Linked DNA regions of Homo sapiens: region 2 is linked to region 1. A link is an interaction called in ENCODE POLR2A ChIA-PET data of the cell type or tissue named here. Cell type or tissue: MCF 10A. All regions are shown on one strand. Each heading gives the region's core, and the rest is flanking DNA. Links, peaks and the distances in the headings are about the cores only.

The links. Peaks named below come from ENCODE experiments on the same cell type or tissue, not always from the same donor. Only the 100,000 strongest peaks of a DNase experiment are listed, where the experiment ranks them.
Region 2: POLR2A ChIA-PET joins it to region 1 with 6 read pairs; 5 of 35 experiments call an interaction of 5 or more read pairs at or near these places.

Annotation. Positions count from the first base shown.
Region 1 is chr7:39,932,837-39,941,382 of GRCh38, reverse strand. No RefSeq gene overlaps it. Among named protein-coding and RNA genes, the nearest start is that of CDK13-DT, 12 kb to the left of the region's middle. In MCF 10A, for the core only: no CTCF peak of the experiment used is centred there; a DNase peak (open chromatin) is centred at 3,422.
Region 2 is chr7:40,095,188-40,103,733 of GRCh38, reverse strand. CDK13 (cyclin dependent kinase 13) reads right to left here. Exons shown (of 14, transcript NM_003718.5): 14 at 4,154-8,546. Among named protein-coding and RNA genes, the nearest start is that of MPLKIP, 35 kb to the left of the region's middle. In MCF 10A, for the core only: no CTCF peak of the experiment used is centred there; no DNase peak of the experiment used is centred there.

The sequences.
Region 1 (8,546 bases), core at 1,527-6,526:
GGTGGTCAAGGTGTTTTTGTTTTGTTTTGTTTTGAGACAGAGTCTCTGTCACCCAGCTGGAGTGCAATGGCACAATCTCGGCTCATTGCAACCTCCGCCTCCCGGGTTCAAGCGATTCTCGTGCCTCAGCCTTCTGAGTAGCTAGGATTACAGGCACCCGCCACCACACCTGGCTAATCTTTGTATTTTTAGTAGAGACAGGCTTTCACCATGTTGGTCAGGCTATTCTTGAACTCCTGACCTCAAGTGATCCACCCTCCTCAGCTTCCCAAAGTGCTGGGATTACAGGCATGAGCCACCGTGCCCGGCCTCAAGGTGTCTTGCTGGGTCTCTTTCCCTCACTTTACCAAAAAAAGACATATTTTCTTTCTTTCTTTTTTTTTTTTGTTCTTTTGAGAGAGGGGTCTTGCTTTGTCACCCAGGCTGCAGTGCAGTGGCATGATCATGGATCACTGTAGCCTCAATCTCCCAAGGCTCAGGTGATCTCCTGCCTCAGCCCCAAGAAGCTGAAACTACAGGTGTGTGCCATGCTACCTGGCTAATTTTTGCATTTTTAGTAGAGACAGGGGTTTTGTTGCCCAGGCTGGTTTCAAACTCCTCCTGGACTCGAACTCCTGGGCTCAAGAATCCACCCACCTAAGCCTCCCAAAATGCTGGGATTACAGGCATGAGCCACTTGCAGCTGATGCCACTTTCACTCATTCTCTAATCATAATGGTGCATTGCCCAAAGGTGTAAGAACAAAGACAAACAAAGCAAGCCACAATTCAAAGCATTGATATGAGGAAGCCTTTTTTAATCAAGGCAATCTGTCTCATTGTAGCAGTAAGTACTAATCTTCTATGGACATATGAGCTAATGGTGCATGGCACGTTAACTAATGTTTAAAAATTATTTATCAAATTATAAAATATATTTGCTGGTTTTTTTTTTTTTTTTGAGACGGAGTTTCACTCTTATTGCCCAGGCTGGAGGGCAATGGCACGACCTCAGCTCACCACAACATCCGCCTCCTGGGTTCAAGTGATTCTCCTGCCTCGGCCTCCCGAGTAGCTGGGATTACAGGCATGTGCCACCATGCTCGGCTAATTTTGTATTTTTAGTAGAGACGGGGTTTCTCCATGTTGATTAGGCTGGTCTCGAACTCCCAACCTCAGGCAATCCGCCCACCTATTTGCTGTTTTAATCAATATTAGTGATAATTAAAATTAAGGCTTAATCTAGAATAAAAAATTTTTTCTTGCTGGGTGCGGTGGCTCACACCTGTAATGCCAGCACTTTGGGAGGCCGAAGCAGGCAGATCACGAGGTCAGGAGATCGAGACCATTCTGGCTAACACAGTGAAACCCCGTCTCTACTAAAAATACAAAAAAAAATCAGCCAGGCGTGGTGGCGGGCACCTGCAGTCCCAGCTACTCAGGAGGCTGAGGCAGGAGAATGGCGTGAACCCGGGAGGCGGAGTTTGCAGTGAGGCGAGACTCTGTCTCAAAAAAAAAAAAAAAAAAAATTTCTCCAGCCATAGAAAATAGGGAAAAGAAAAAAAATTTTTTTAATGCATAAGTTTCAATTTAATACACATTTTTATAGCAGGATGTATGATAGGGTAATCAGTAAAAGAGTTGGAAGCCAAAAAGTAATTAACATATTATATTATGGTAAAATTATGTAAGGGAAGTAGAATGGAAATAAGAAGTCAAAGAAAAAGAGGAACAATGTAAAATTCTACTTACTAAAGATGATGCATTATTTCTAAAAGAATGATAGTGGATATCAAATTGCTAGAGCTTGAATCTTTTCCATACATAAACGCAAGTGATTTAGTTTTACTTATACAATGACAGAAAATTGTATCATTTGTAACTATTTAAATTTATAATAAAAAAATCTTAAATGTCAACTTAAAATGTACAAAAATACAGGCTTCCAAGATTATTTTAGGAAATACAAGAAAAAAATCTGAAGGCCACTCTCGTAGGTAGTCCTCTGTGAAACATTGGTAAATCATAGTAAATCCATTTCCATTATAGAAAAAATTCTCAATAAACGTGTCTACTAATTTTTTTTTTTTGAGACAGAGTCTCTCTCTTGTTGCTCAGGCTGGCATGTGCCCAGGTGGCACGATTTTGGCTCACTGCAACCTCCGCTTCCCGGGTTCAGGCGATTCTCCTGCCTCAGCCTCCTGAGTAGCTGGGATTACAGGCCTGCACCATCACGTCTGGCTGATTTTTGTATTTTTAGTAGAGACGGGGTTTCACCATATTGGCCAGGCTGATCTTGAACTCCTGACCTCAAGTGATCTGCCTGCCTCAGCCTCCCAAAGTGATGGGATTACAGATGTGAGCCACTGTGCCTGGCTTGCTATTTATTTATTTATTTATTTATTTATTTATTTATTTAGAGACAAGAGTCTGTTCTGTTGCCCAGGCTGGAGTGCAGTGGCGCAATCTCGGCTCACTGCAACCTCTGCTTCCCGGGTTTAAGCGATTCTCCTGCCTCAGCCTCCCAAGTAGCTGGGATTACAGGCATGCGCCTTCATGCCCAGCTAATTTTTGTATTTTCAGTAGAGACATGGTTTCCCTGTGTTGGCCAGGTTAGTCTCGAACTCCTGACCTCAGGTGATCTGCCAGCCTCAACCTCCCAAAGTGCTGGGATTACAGGTGTGAACCACTGTACCTGACCTGTCTGCTAATTTTTAACCCAGTATTATCATTTTCACACATAAAGGAAAGCACATTATCATTGTTCTTAAAAAATAAAATCAATGATTTTGGCTGGGCGTGGTGGCTCACACCTGTAATCCCAGCACTTTGGGAGGCTGCAACGGGAGGATTCATTGAACCCAGGAGTTTGAGAGCAACCTGGACAACATAGAGAGATCCTGTCTCTGTAAAAAACAAGATAAAATTTTTAGAAAAATCAATAGGACAGACACAGTGGCTCATGCCTATAATCCCAGCACTTTGGGAGGCCGAAGCAAGTGGATCTCTTGAGGTCAGGAGTTCGAGACCAGCCTGGCCAACATGGTGAAACCCCATCTCTACTAAAAATACAAAAAAAATTAGCTGGGCATAGTGGTGTGCACCTGTGATCCCAGCTCCTCGGGAGGCTGAGGCAGCAGAATCACTTGAACGCAGGAGGCAGAGGTTGCAGTGAGCCAAGATGGTGCCACTGCACTCCAGCCTGGGCAATAGAGTGAGACTCCATCTAAGAAAAAAAAAAAAAATTAATGACTTTGAAGTCATGACAGATCAGAGATTTTTGCTCCCACTCCTGAATTTCAAATCTTTTCTTACACAATTTCCCCAGGCCCCCAGGTACCAGATAGCTGCCTACTAAGGCTCCTGCTTGAAGGCCTTCATTGCTTCTAACTGCTTATAGGAAAAAGTGCTAACAAACTTATGTGACTCACAATACTTGGCATAATCTGAGTCCCACTTATCGCTCCAGATTCAAGTCTCTACCTGCCTATATTTACTCTGTACTTCAGAAATACAGAACTTCTTTCTCATTTTTGAAAGGTACTGCATTTCTCAACTCTGGGCCATCACATGGCATTTTCCCTCTATTTGGAATTCTCACTCCCACCTCCTACCTCACAGCTAGGTGTCATTTTTATATATTTTCAAATCTTAATTTAGATATTACTTGAAGCTTTATCTGACACACACACCCCCCGTCACTATCATCATTAAGGCTGGAATAAATGCTCCTTCTTTGTGTTTCTGGTGAATAGCATCCTTCTCCATCATGCCTGTATTTCAATCATGTCCTTCCTTGTCTGTATCTTCCAATAGACTGTGGGTTCCAAGACAGTAGAAATAGTGTCTATTACTCACCATCATATTCTTAGTCACCATCATATTCTACTTAATCACCATCATATTCTTAAGTTCTACCATAATATACAGTAGGTGTTTAATGAATATTAGGAGAATTAATGAATGGATTGATTTTAATTATCAAAGTATTTCCATGAAATACTTTTATGGAAAGTAAATGGCTACTCTAAACAATCTTAAGGATGAAAATGAATTTATTGGAAGGGTATTATCAAGGGCTAACAAACTGACAGGAATCTATAATACTAGGCTTGAAAAATGGATAGAGACCCAGGTGGTTCCAGACAGCCAAGAAGCTACAAGACTTTAGCAATAGCCTGGGAAGGACACAGCCACCTTCATTGTAGGACACTTTTAGGATTAATCCTCAGTGCCCTTGGAGATAATCTCCCTACTGCTGTGAATTAAATGTCATCTCTCCTTTGTCTTTGTGTTACTTGGTCAAGAATCAACGTTCTGGAAAAACGATCATTGGCTAAGCCTAGATCACATGCCCGTGCACAGGCTGCTGGAGGTGGGGAGCCTCAGGATATGTCCTCTAATGCCTCCAGAGTGGGAACAAGGGGATTATCAAGACAGTGGGGAATTCTCTTACATAGGAAGGAAGGGTTGGACTTAGTGCAGCTAAGAAGGTACAGCTGTTAGTTACAGCTGTCTAGAACTAAAGCAAAATATGTGTCCCCACACAGAAGCAGTTTGTTTTGGTGCCATGTGTATATATGCAGGGCTTCTAGAATGGCTCAAAAAGTAGTAAAAAACACAGTGTAATGGTTTTGGAGATGCTTTTTCTTTTTTTTTTTTTTTTTTGAGATGGAGTCTTGCTCTGTTGCCCAGGCTGGAGTGCAGTGGCACAATCTCGGCTCACTGCAAGCTCTGCCTCCTGGGTTCACACCATTCTCCTGCCTCAGCCTCCCGAGTAGCTGGGACTGCAGATGCCCGCCACCACGCCCAGCTAATTTTTTGTATTTTTAGTAGAGACGGGGTTTCACCGTGTTAGCCAGGATGGTATCAATCTCCTGACCTTGTGATCCGCCCACCTCGGCCTCCCAAAGTGCTGGGATTACAGGCGTGAGCCACCGCGCCCGGCCCAGAGATGCTCTTAACGAAGCATAATTTTCATTCTGTCATCAAAAGGAACACTCAGTAATTCAGATATAGTGATAAATGTCTATATTTAACTTAATGAAGTGTTCAGTTAAAGATAGAGAAATTACAAAATAGACTTTAAAGTATTAACTGAAAAGAGGCTAAGATACTTTGGGTTGCATTATGGAAAAGTTATTTAGTGCTCCAATCTCAATTATAGCACACCATTTCATCTTTGTGTGGAAATGGCCAAGAGCCTAGAAACTCAAGGGACTTTGAGAATCACTCAACAAATGTTTAAATGTTTGTATTAATTTTGAGGAAACTTTCTTGTAATCAATATTTGATGAGAATCTAATAAGAATTCAGGCTTCTAAAAACAAGATTAAGGGTTTTTCTCAGGTATGGAAGAAATGAACCATATAAGAAAAAAAAATACCCAGTGTAAACCTGAAGAACCAGGAATGAAAAAGAAGTATTTATCCACATAAAACCTTGAATGTAAATGTTTATAGCAGCTTTATTCATAAGTGCCGACATTTGGAAGCAACCAAGATGTCCTTCAGAAAAGTGATAAACTGTGGCACATCCATGCAGTGAAATATTATTCAGTGATAAAAAGAATTGAGTTATCAAGCCACAAAAAGATATGGAGGGCAGGGCACTGTGGCTCACGCCTATAATCTCAGCACTTTGGGAGGATGAGGCGGGCGGATCACTTGAGGTCAGGAGGTCAAGATCAGCCTGGCTAACATGGTGAAACCCTGTCTCTACTAAAAACACAGGAGAAAAAAAGAAGATGGAGGAACCTCATGTGCATATTGCTAAGTAAAAGAAGCCAGTTTGAAAAGTCTACATACTGTGTGATTCCAATGATATGACATTCTGGAAAAGGCAAAACCATGGAGGCAGTAAAAAGATCAGAGATTGCAGAGGTTCAGGGAGGAAGGAAGGAAGGATGGATGGGTAGAGAAAGAGATATGTTTAAGGAAGCAAAACTGTTCTATATGATACTATGAAGATGAACACCTGTTACCATACCACTGCCAACACCCATAGAATGTAAGACACAAAGAATGACCCCTAATGTAAACTATGGGCTTTAGTTAGTAACTATGTATCAATATTGGCTCATCAATTGTACCAAATGCAGCACACTCATGCAAGATAGCTATAGGAGAAACTGGGAGTGGGGTAGGGAGGGGACATGGGAATGCAACACTTCCCACTTATTTTTCTTTAAAACTAAAACTGCTTTTAAAAGTCTGTTAATTTAAAATAGAGTATATACAAATGTAATTTTATCTTATTTATTTTATTTTATTTTATTTTTTTGAGACAGACTCTCACTCTGTCACCCAGGCTGGAGTGCAATGGCGCGATCTCGGCTCACTGCAACATCTGCCTCCCAGGTTCAAGCAATTCTCCTGCCTCAGCCTCCTGAGTAGCTGGGATTACAGGCACGCACCACCACACCTGGCTAATTTTTGTATTTTTGGTAGAGATGGGGTTTTGCCATGTTGGCCAGGCTGGTCTCGAACTCCTGACCTCAGGTGATCTGCCTGCCTTGGCCTCCCAAAGTACTGGGATTATAGGTGTGAGCCACTGCGCCCAGCCTACAAATGTAATTTTAAAATACTATAAACTTCTTGGTTATGTTTATAATATATAGTATCTGTGATTGGTATTTTCTTCACAAGCGGCAGATGAAAGACTTGCTGCGGAATAAAAATGAAGTAGATGAATATAGACACACAAGTAAGTATTTACTGACTGTATTTGCCAGCCTCTCAGATAGCCTCCAATGGTCCTTGTCCCCTTTTTGTTGTTCTTTTAAGCCCCTAAAGTCTGAAGCATTTGTTACACTGCAGTAGATAACTGATAACTAATATACTGCTTTTTAGTTAGGATTAAGTCAGTGAATGCATATCAATAAATAAAAACCTTGAGAACAAATTAACAACTTTGGATTTGCAGGAATTTAGAGAGGTTCTGGACTTGGATATTGAAAGTATTACAGAAAGAAAGAGGGAGAAGTGAGGCCGAAACAGAATGGTTTAAAGGTGGACAGGGAACAGACTGACTCTGACCTGAGCCCTGAAGCACAGAATAGTTTGCAGCCAGGGTGGATGGTGGTGAAGGTTGAAAAGGGCAGGTGTCTCAATCATTCAGGCTGCTATGACAAAATGCCATAGACTGGATGGCTTATAAACCACAGAAATGTATTTCTTACAATTCTGGAGCCTGGAAAGTCCAAGATCAAGACACCAGCAGATGCAGTGTCTGGTGAGGGCCTGCATTCATTCATAGACATTGTCTTCTCATTGTGTCTTCACATGGCAAAAGAGGCAAAAGAGGTCTCTGGGGTCTCTTTTATAAGAACATTAATCCCATTCATGAGGGGTCAACTCTCATGACCTAATCACCTCCCAAAAGCCAGACACAACCACACTGGGGATTAGGTTTCAACATATAAATTTCAGAAGGACACAAATACTTAGTCTATACGAGCAGGAGAATTCCTCTCAAAAGAACTGCATAGAGAGAACTAGGGATACCAGGGAAGAGTTGGAATAACAGAGAAAATCTCTCCGTTCTGATATGTGGGAAGCTTCCAGCATAAAAGCCAGTCCTTGACCTGTATTCTCAAGGGATACTTGTCATTGAGAATCTCATCTTTTGTGCACAAATCAGTCTTGATGTTGTCTTCTTTTTTAAAAAAGTCAACTTTATAGATGCATAGTTTATGCATAATATATTGGCAAATATATATAGCATATAATTACCACACAATCAAAGTAAAGAATATTTCATTTACAAAAATAAAAATAAAAAGTTGGCTCCAGCCTCTCTGCCATCAATGCCCACCACCACCACCCTGCCCAGGCAACTAACTGTAGATCTGTTTTCATATTCTAGAGTTTCTTATAAACTGAATCACAGAGTATGTGGTTCCAGTTTCTTTTGCTCAGCATAATGTTTTTCAGATTCCTCGTGTCATAGCTCGTATCAGTTCATTGCTCTTTATTGCTGAGCAGTACCTCACAGTATACAGTGGATATACAGTACCGCAATTTGCTTATCTATTCACCTGTGATTGAACATTTGAGTTTTTTCTAGGTTGGGGCTATCAGTTCACGTCAGCCATGAACATTCGTGTATCACCATTATAGCATCAAACAGAATAATTTCAGTGCCCTAAAAAAATCCCATTTCCCATATTTAACCCTTTTCGTTTTTATTATATCTAATAAAAATACCTTTCCAAACTAAAGACAAAATAAAAACTTTTTCATACAAACAAAAGCTGAGCAAATTTGTCTCCAGAAGACCTGCACTACAAGAAATATAAAGAATATTTTTCAGGCTGAAGGAAATGACTGCAGAAAACCTTAGATTTATACAAAGAAATAATAAACTTCAGAACTGATAAATATACAGGTAATATAAAAGCCTTTTTTTATTTTTTTTTCTCTTTTGAAACGAGTCTCACTCTGTCGCCCAGGCTGGAGTGCAGTGGTGCAACCTGGGCTCACTGCAACCTCCACCTCCCAGGTTCAAGAAATTTTCCTGCCTCAGCCTTCCGGGTAGCTGGGACTACAGGTGCCTGCCACCAGGCCC
Region 2 (8,546 bases), core at 2,735-7,734, 160 kb before region 1:
TAGAAATACTTATTTAATACAATGGAGTCATTCTATACTTTTATCCATATTATTTAACTGTTCTCCTACAAATGAATATTTAAGATATTTACCTTTTTTCACTTTATAATTATATATAAAATTATACAGACAGAAATAAGCTAAATATATATATGTCCAGAAGTGGAGTTGCTAGTCAAAGTGTATTTGTTCTTTCTCAGTATTTTAAAGTTTTCCCATTCAGATCTATGAAAATGTGTTATTTTTTTTTCAAAATTTGCCTCTTCCTATTTCTTCTTGTAGATAATCATTTGTCCCAGGAATCTTTATATCTGGTAGAACAAATCCAAAATCTTGTTCTTTGAAATTACCTTAGCTATTCATGGCCTCTTCTTCTACACACAGTAGTTCCACTTTATCCATAGTTTTGCTTACCCCAGTTATCAGAGGTCAACTGCAGTCTGAAAATATTAAATGGAAAATTCCAGAAACAATTAATGAGTTTTAATTTGTGAGCAGTTCTGAGTAGCATAATAAAATCTCACACCATCCTGGCTCTACCTGCTGTAGATGCTACCTGCCCATTAGTCACTTGTAGCTGCCTCGGTTATCAGATTGTAAAAACAGTATTATGCAGGGTTCGGTACTATCTGCAGTTTCAGGCACTAAGTGGTGAGTCTTGGATCACATACCCACAGATAAGGGGAGACTACTGTAAAAGTTACTAGCAATTCACACAAATCTATCAATGCTAATAATAGTTTATCTTGTGTGCTTTACATAGACAATCACTTAAGTCTGCCATTAATAATTTTTTCTGTTTGGGTACAGTTGCTCACACCTGTAATCTTCCCACTGTGGCCTCCCACTTTGGGAGGATCGCTTGAAGCCAGGAGTTTGAGACCAGCCTGGGCAATATAGCAAGACTCTGTCTCTAAGAATAAAATTAAAAATTAGCCGGGCATAGTGACATGTGCCTGTAAGTCCCGGCTGTTTGGGAGGCTGAGGCGGTAGAATGACTTGAGCCCAAGATTTCAAGGCTGCAGTGAGCTATGATCACACCACTGCACTCCAGCCTGGGTGACAGAGCAAAACCCTGTCTCAAACAAACAAACAAACAAACAAATAAATAAATAAATAAATAAATAAATAAATAAATAAAATTATGCCTTTTCAAACCCTTCTCTACCTTCCTCCATCCCTCAAAAATGCTGACAACCTGAACAGTAACTAATAATGGACATCCTTGTCTATTCCTCATCTTAAAATAAATGTCTAACATTCTACCCCAAGTATGTTTGCTGGATAACATTTTAGAAATAATTACAATAGTTAAGATAACTAAAACATCGCTTTTTTTACTATTATTATTTTTGAGACAGTCTTGCTCTGTCACCCAGGCTGGAGTGCAGTGGCATGATCTCAGCTCACTGCAACCTCTGCCTCCCAGGTTCAAGTAATTCTCTTGCTTGAGTCTCCCGAGTAGCTGGGATTATAGGCATGCGCCACCATGCCCAGCTAAGTTTTTTGTATTTTTGGTGGTAACGAGGTTTCACTATGTTGCCCAGGCTGGTCTTGAACTCCTGAGCTCAAACGATCCACCCGCCTCAGTCTCCCAAGTGTTGGGTTTAGAGACGTGAGCCACGGCACCCAGCAGGATCTATATTCTAAATAAAACATTAGTTTTCCAGCTTATTCTGCCAATCTGTCATAACCTGTTAATCAAAATTAACACAGATACAAAACATAGATACAAAGTCCTAAATACATGGCTAGGAATTAGAATATAACAGCATTTTAAATTAATGGTTATTACATTCTATTCTGTCATCAAAAGGTCAAAAGAGCAATTGCATATAATGTCATTTGAAAAAAACCTTTAACAGCTGATCCTAATAAGCAGGCTTCATGAAAAAAGATTCTTCTTAAACATAATATTCTATTTTTAACCTATAAATTACACGACTGAAACACTAAAAATCAGACATCAGTAAAATCAGAAACAAGAATGCCATTATACTTATTCACTGAAAACTATTAAAAATGATAATAAAAGTTATGTGGCCAGTTTAACAACAACAATTAAGAATCAGCTTTACAATATAAGTGGTGACTAGTTAAAAATATTATAATACGAGGAGTCCATATCTAAAAGCAACAAAAATATTTTTGGAAACTTAAAAAAAGAACATGAAGAAAATTTTGGAACCCTTACCAGCCTGGCCAACATGATAAAGCCCCGTCTCTACTAAAAATACAAAAATTAGTCATGTGTGGTGGCAGGGGCCTGTATCCCAGCCACTTGGGAGGCTGAGAAAGGAGAATCTTGAACCTGGGAGGCAGAGGCTGCAATGAGCTGAGATTACACCACCACATTCCAGCCTGGGCGGCAGAGTAAAACTCTTGTCTCAAAAAAAAAAAAAAAACAGTTCGAACTCTTAATGGAGAACATGTAAAAAAACAATTCTACTAAGCTCTCAATGGAAAGATCCCCTAAGTAAAAAACATTTAATATGTTTCCAACCAAAATCCTAACAGAATACTTGAGAAAATAATCTAAATGATTCTGAAAGTCACATGGAAAAATAAACAGGAATAGAAAACTCTGAAAAGGGGACAATTAAATTAAAGTTCTGCCTGACAAATTTTATGTGGTACACATTTTCTAGGAATTGAAAATAAAATTATTTTTAAAACACACACACATAATGTCAGATGCCTAGTTTATAATGATACAAGTGTAGGACTTGTAAACAGAAGATAAAGATTAAAAAAAAAGTGTAAAGTTGGATCCATATCTCAAAACAAACATCTATAAAATATAGAATGGTTTAGAATTAAATGTATACTAAAATATGTGTAAATGTTTAAATAACTTTGGAGTAGGAAAGCTTTTCTAAATGCTTTTCTAAAGAGAAACAAGGAAAAGATTAACAGACTTAACTACATATTAAAATTTTCCCATAACAAATATATATAACAAATATATACAATATACATACATAATATACATATTTACAATATATACATACATATATACAATATAGATATGTACATATACATACTATATATGTATACATGTATGCATTATACTATATATATACATAATATTAGGATCAGCTGTTAAAGTTTTCAAACATCTGAATAGTTAATAAAAGACCTGGCTAACATATGAAGTGTTGGACTTCACTAGTAATCCAAGAAACATGAATTAAAACAAGATGATTTATCACCTGTCTAACTAACAAAGATCTCTAACTTTTAAGTACCCAACATGGCTAAATGAAAAGGTTAAGGAACAGGAATGGGAAACTGGTAAACTTTTCCCTAGAGCGATTTGGATCTAGCAAACATTTTAAAAGTGCATTCTTTATACCAGCAACTCCAAGGAAATTGATTTATGTTTGTGTGTATGTATGTATTTTTGTGGATTTTCATCACATTATTTGTAACAGAAAAGTCCAAAATATTGTGTCCAGCAATGAGAAATTGTGAAAGTATGGTTCCTCTATAAAGCAATAATTTACAACCATTAAAAAGAGGGTGGGCTGGGCGCAGTGGCTCATGTCTTTAATCCCAGCATTTTGGGAAGCCAAGGTAGGAGGATTGCTTGAGGTCAGGAGTTCAAGACCAGCCCGGACAACACAGGGAGACTCCATCTCTACAAAAAATTTAAAAAATTAGCCAGGCATGGTGGTGCATACTTGTAGTCCCAGCTACTTGGAAGGCTGAGGCAGGAGGATCACTCGAGCCTAGGAGTTCAAGGCTGCAGTGAGCCATGATGTCGACACTGCATTCCAGACTGGGGGAAAGAGGATAGAATTTAACTGACTGATACCAAGAGATGTTCACAACATATTATTAAATGAAAAAATTCAAATTACAAAGCTATGGGCAGTATGATCCCATTGTTTTAAGAAAAAAAAAAACAAGATATGCATTCAAATACATCCATCAAAGGCAAAATATTATGTGGTTATCTGGGGGTGTTCTTCTCTGTGTTCCTATTTCCAAATATGTACTAATTATAAAAAGAAAAAAAAAGATTCCACATCTTAACCTTTGTCAAAAAAACGGCACAGTGGATTACAAGTGGTCATCTTTATCAGATAAGATTACTTCAAAAAGTCTGTTCTGGATAGAAGCAAAAAGCAAACAAGGCTGAAAAATGGCCTGGGAGTGTTACGGCAATTTATTTACAGACTATTGAATACGGCCTTAAAAAAATGGTAAAAAACAAATGGCTTATATTAATACATTAGATGTTAACAGTTACAAGACTTAACTTTTAAACGTTCTTGCAAGAGAGTACAACACTTTTAAACAAATTAACTGGGAAAAAACTTAGAAGAGTGATTCTGTATTCACTATAGAGCCTCATTTGAATACAATTAGAAAATTCATTTTTAATTGCACATTTGACAGGCTGAAATGAGTTAAGACCTGCAGACTCTGTTAGTCCATAAAATTAAAAGGATAAGTTCTTCCCTTTACAATAAAAATTTTCTATTTTCCCTGTCTTCAAATGGATCCCATGACAGCTTATTATTAATAGCTTTTATTTTTAAGTAGAAACATTTAAGAAATTATCTGGAGAAGCCTTTGGTAAATGGCAAACTATTGCTCCCCTTAAAAAACCACTTGAAATTACAAAACCCTGAAAGTATTTTTTTGTTGTTTTTTTTTTTAAAGTTCCAAATCAATAGGTTTTATTGCATAAAACCTTGAAAGAACTTAAAAGCAAATTATGTTTGCAAGCCTACTGATAACCAATCTTCTTTCAACAAATGAAAAATACATACAGGACTTGCCTTTTCAAAGATTATCCATATATGAAACAAACAGCCCCTTCAGGCTCCTAAATTTTGAAGATGTTTTTATTTTTCTATTTTTTCTAAATAAAAATTGTTTTTTAAGCAGACTTTTTAAAGCCACTTGTGTTAAACCATTAGTCCAATAGTCTAATTATTTTACCGTATCACTGGTCAAGTTATCTTGAAGCAATTTCCCTATTAAAAAGTTAAGTATTTACTGCAGAATTTAGGTATGGCTTAGAGGAACAAGCACAGGCAATCCAGCTGCCAAAGTTTCTGGCAATCCCTCTTTCTAAGCCTTATTTTTCTTAGTTGTAAAGTAAGAAGACCGACTGGATAATTTTAGGTTACTGGGACATCTCGTTCAGACTTTTAAAACATCAAAAGGCAGACTGGGCCAAAAAAAAAAAAAAAATTGAAAGGATATTATATCCCAGGGAATTAGCTATCTATATTCAAAACATATATTTCAGCTTTGTTTTTTTTACCTATGTCCTACAAGAAGGATTCACCTTTTTGGAAAAGAAAGCAAGTCCCCTTCCCCTAAAAAAAGAAAAAATAAAAATAAAAAAGGAAAACAAAAAGCCCTAGGATGAAAAATCATCCCAAATTGGATTAAGCTCAAAGAGCAAAACCTTAACTCAGAAGTACCAGATTTTAAGCATTTATGTATTCACTTTTCATTTTTCTCAAGAAGTCTTGATATTTCTTACAAATAGGCCATTGCAAACTGACCAGATTCAACTTAAAATTTTATCACTTTTAAGTGATATCAAACAGCTATTCCAGTTGTTTGATTTCTCTCCATAACCATCTCTATCCAAATTTCAATTTAAAATTTCAAAAAGATACTCAAATTTTCATGCCCTACATTCACTTAAGTGCAATTTAGATACAGCTGAGGGTAGCAAATACCACTAACTTCTCCAGACATTTAAAAAAATCTTGCTCACTGTCAGCACACTGAAAGTATGATTTAACACTGTTGACGGTTATTGATGTACCCCAAGGACTAGATTACTACCTGGCATGTTGTAGGCACTGACTATGTATTTGCTGACAGAATAAAGCTCTGAATCACAGCTAGAATTATTACCTTATTTCACATTCCACAAATGACAACTCCTTAAAATTGGCATTTTAAGGTTTCACAAATGACTTGCAACTCTCCAACAAATAATGAAGACGTAGGAAACATACTGAGTTGCATGCAGAAAAACCTGCTGTGTCAGTAAATACAAAAGGGAATTTCACGTGGGAGAAGATAAATACTTTCTTCTTTTGGCAGGTCAAATCTTTTATATTTTTGTCTTCTTAACTTGCAGTCTGACTTACCTGCTTTTTTCCAAAAAATTTAAGCAATATTTTGTGTTCTTTAGATTTCACTCAAATTTTCAGCGATGACTGCTGTTATAACCTACAGAACTAGTGATTTCCCAACTTTGTTCTATTAATCCAAATTCACTGAATTAAAATATTAAATGCTATGAAGGGAAGCATTAAAATTTTTTACTATCATATTTCATCAATTATAAGACATATTTTCATATAATATGTCTGAATCTGGGATGCAGCTTACAATTGATGACGTCTTAGCATTGTATTGTGGCTTAATTGGCAACATTTTTTCTTCTAAGTGACATATAAAAGACTAGTATGTCTCACAGTAGTGCTGTGTAAGGATAATATTAGAAGTTCTAGTTCAAATTTTCAATGTCAAAGCAACAATTTCCCTGTCCTCCCAGCCACTCTCCCAACATAAATATATAACTGAAATGTTTGATTAGAAAAACTATCCAAACACAGTTCAATTTTATATAAAATATTTAATTTTTAAAACACAGGCTATTCATGTCACATAAATATCTTCAACTGTAGGTTAGCTGCTTATGGTCAGCAGAATTATCAAGTGTGACTATTAAGAATAACTTAGATACTGTCACTTATAGGAAAGTCTAAAGCTCTAAGACTCACCATATTAAAATTTCAGATACTTGAATACTGTTGCTATTTTGCTAATTTCAAAATATTTCTTCATTTCCTGCAATGTAGTTTATAAGTTGTTAGTAATCAATATTCAAATAAAAGCAACATATTTTTTTCTTCCATTCATTTCTTTCTCCCAACAAAAAGAGTCCATCAAAAAATAAAATGGTCAACTGATATCAACTTATTTTATAGTAGTAAAATGGTAAATTATCCTCTTTAAAATAATTTTACTCTTATCAAACTACAGGACTTCCCACATACTGTTTTGAAATGAAGGTTCATAAGTTAGAGGGCACAGGGTTAACTGGCTTTAGAACTGGAGCAATATACATTCTGTAACAGTTGTTCCAATTTAAGATTCCAATAAAAAAAAATAAGTTACCAGAACAGTTGATGAACAAAATGATTAATTGGCACAACTCTAACTTCCAGTCAATTTTTCCATTTAGTGATAATGGAAACACTGGTTATTTACCTTTGGTTCCTTTCTAGAATTAGTATAATTGTGTGTGTATGTGTGAGAGTGTGCACACAGTGAGACTTGACACCATTACAGTTTAAATAAGGACTACTCCATTCTTTGATGCTCTTCATTAAAAAAAAATGTTAAAATGAACTAAAGTTGTTGCTCTAAGTCTGGCAGAAGTCATAATCAACTTTACAGAATGTGACAGGAAGGAAGATAAAAGTTCTCTCTCATTGCCTTTTCTTTTTGCTTCAATAAATTCAATCTAAGCAATGTTTCTAGTTAACAAGTGAATAGAATTGACTTTCTTAAAAGGGCAATTGCATAACTTAAAATACGGTATTTGCCACCCCTCCCCCATGAACTTTAACACATTTAGGCAAGTTCTGTTATTAACTCTTGCTTCTATACCATGACCCTCCAATTATCCATGGCAAATGGAAACAGGGATAATATGGCAGCCTGAAAGAAAATGGTACTCTAAAATTCTCCTGGAGCTATTACTTTCAACCATTTAAATGACAAAACTTTGTAGAACTTCTCAAACAATATGTACTGATTGCAGTTCTACTCCCTTTCTTTGCTCTCACTCCCCTATCAAGAGAAGGTGGTAGTGAAAGGCAACACAGCCCAAAGACAGGCAGAAAAGGAGAAAGTGTGACAAGCAGAGGGAATGGACCTAACAGGAACTGAACAGGCAGCCCCTGAAACTTCAGAGTTTCTTGCCTTTTTAATGCATTGATTCCCTTTAAAAGACAAATGGGGGTAAAAGTTAACTATTTTTTTCAGACCTTAAGCTTACCTGTTAAGGCACTTACTTTCCCTCCCCACCCCACCCATAGTTTTCATATAAAACCCACTATTTCATTTAAATGCATTTTGCTAGGCTTTGATAATCTGCAAAACAAAACAAAAATAACGTTGACCATTTTTTTTTTTATAAAACTGTTGCATCAAGAGAAAGGTTGTGTTTTATTTTCTGAAATGAGCACAAAGTACACCTTTCACAATAACACTGAAAGCAGGTGCAAAGACTGACAGTGACCTTTGACTAAAGGTAGCTTTGTAAAAAGAAAAATACCAAATAAATCAGTGCCCTTTCTGATTGTTGTAAAACTGGAGGTGGGGAGGGGCTGTTTGTTACATAAAAGTTGGTCCAAACTTACAAAAAAAGCACAAATGTGCATAGTTCAGAAGATCTGCAAGAGGGCCATAAAAGGCTTATGCCCCTAAAATTAGCATCCACTTAAAACTGCAAGAATACAAAATAAAATTGTTAACTAGAATTTGTGAAGATG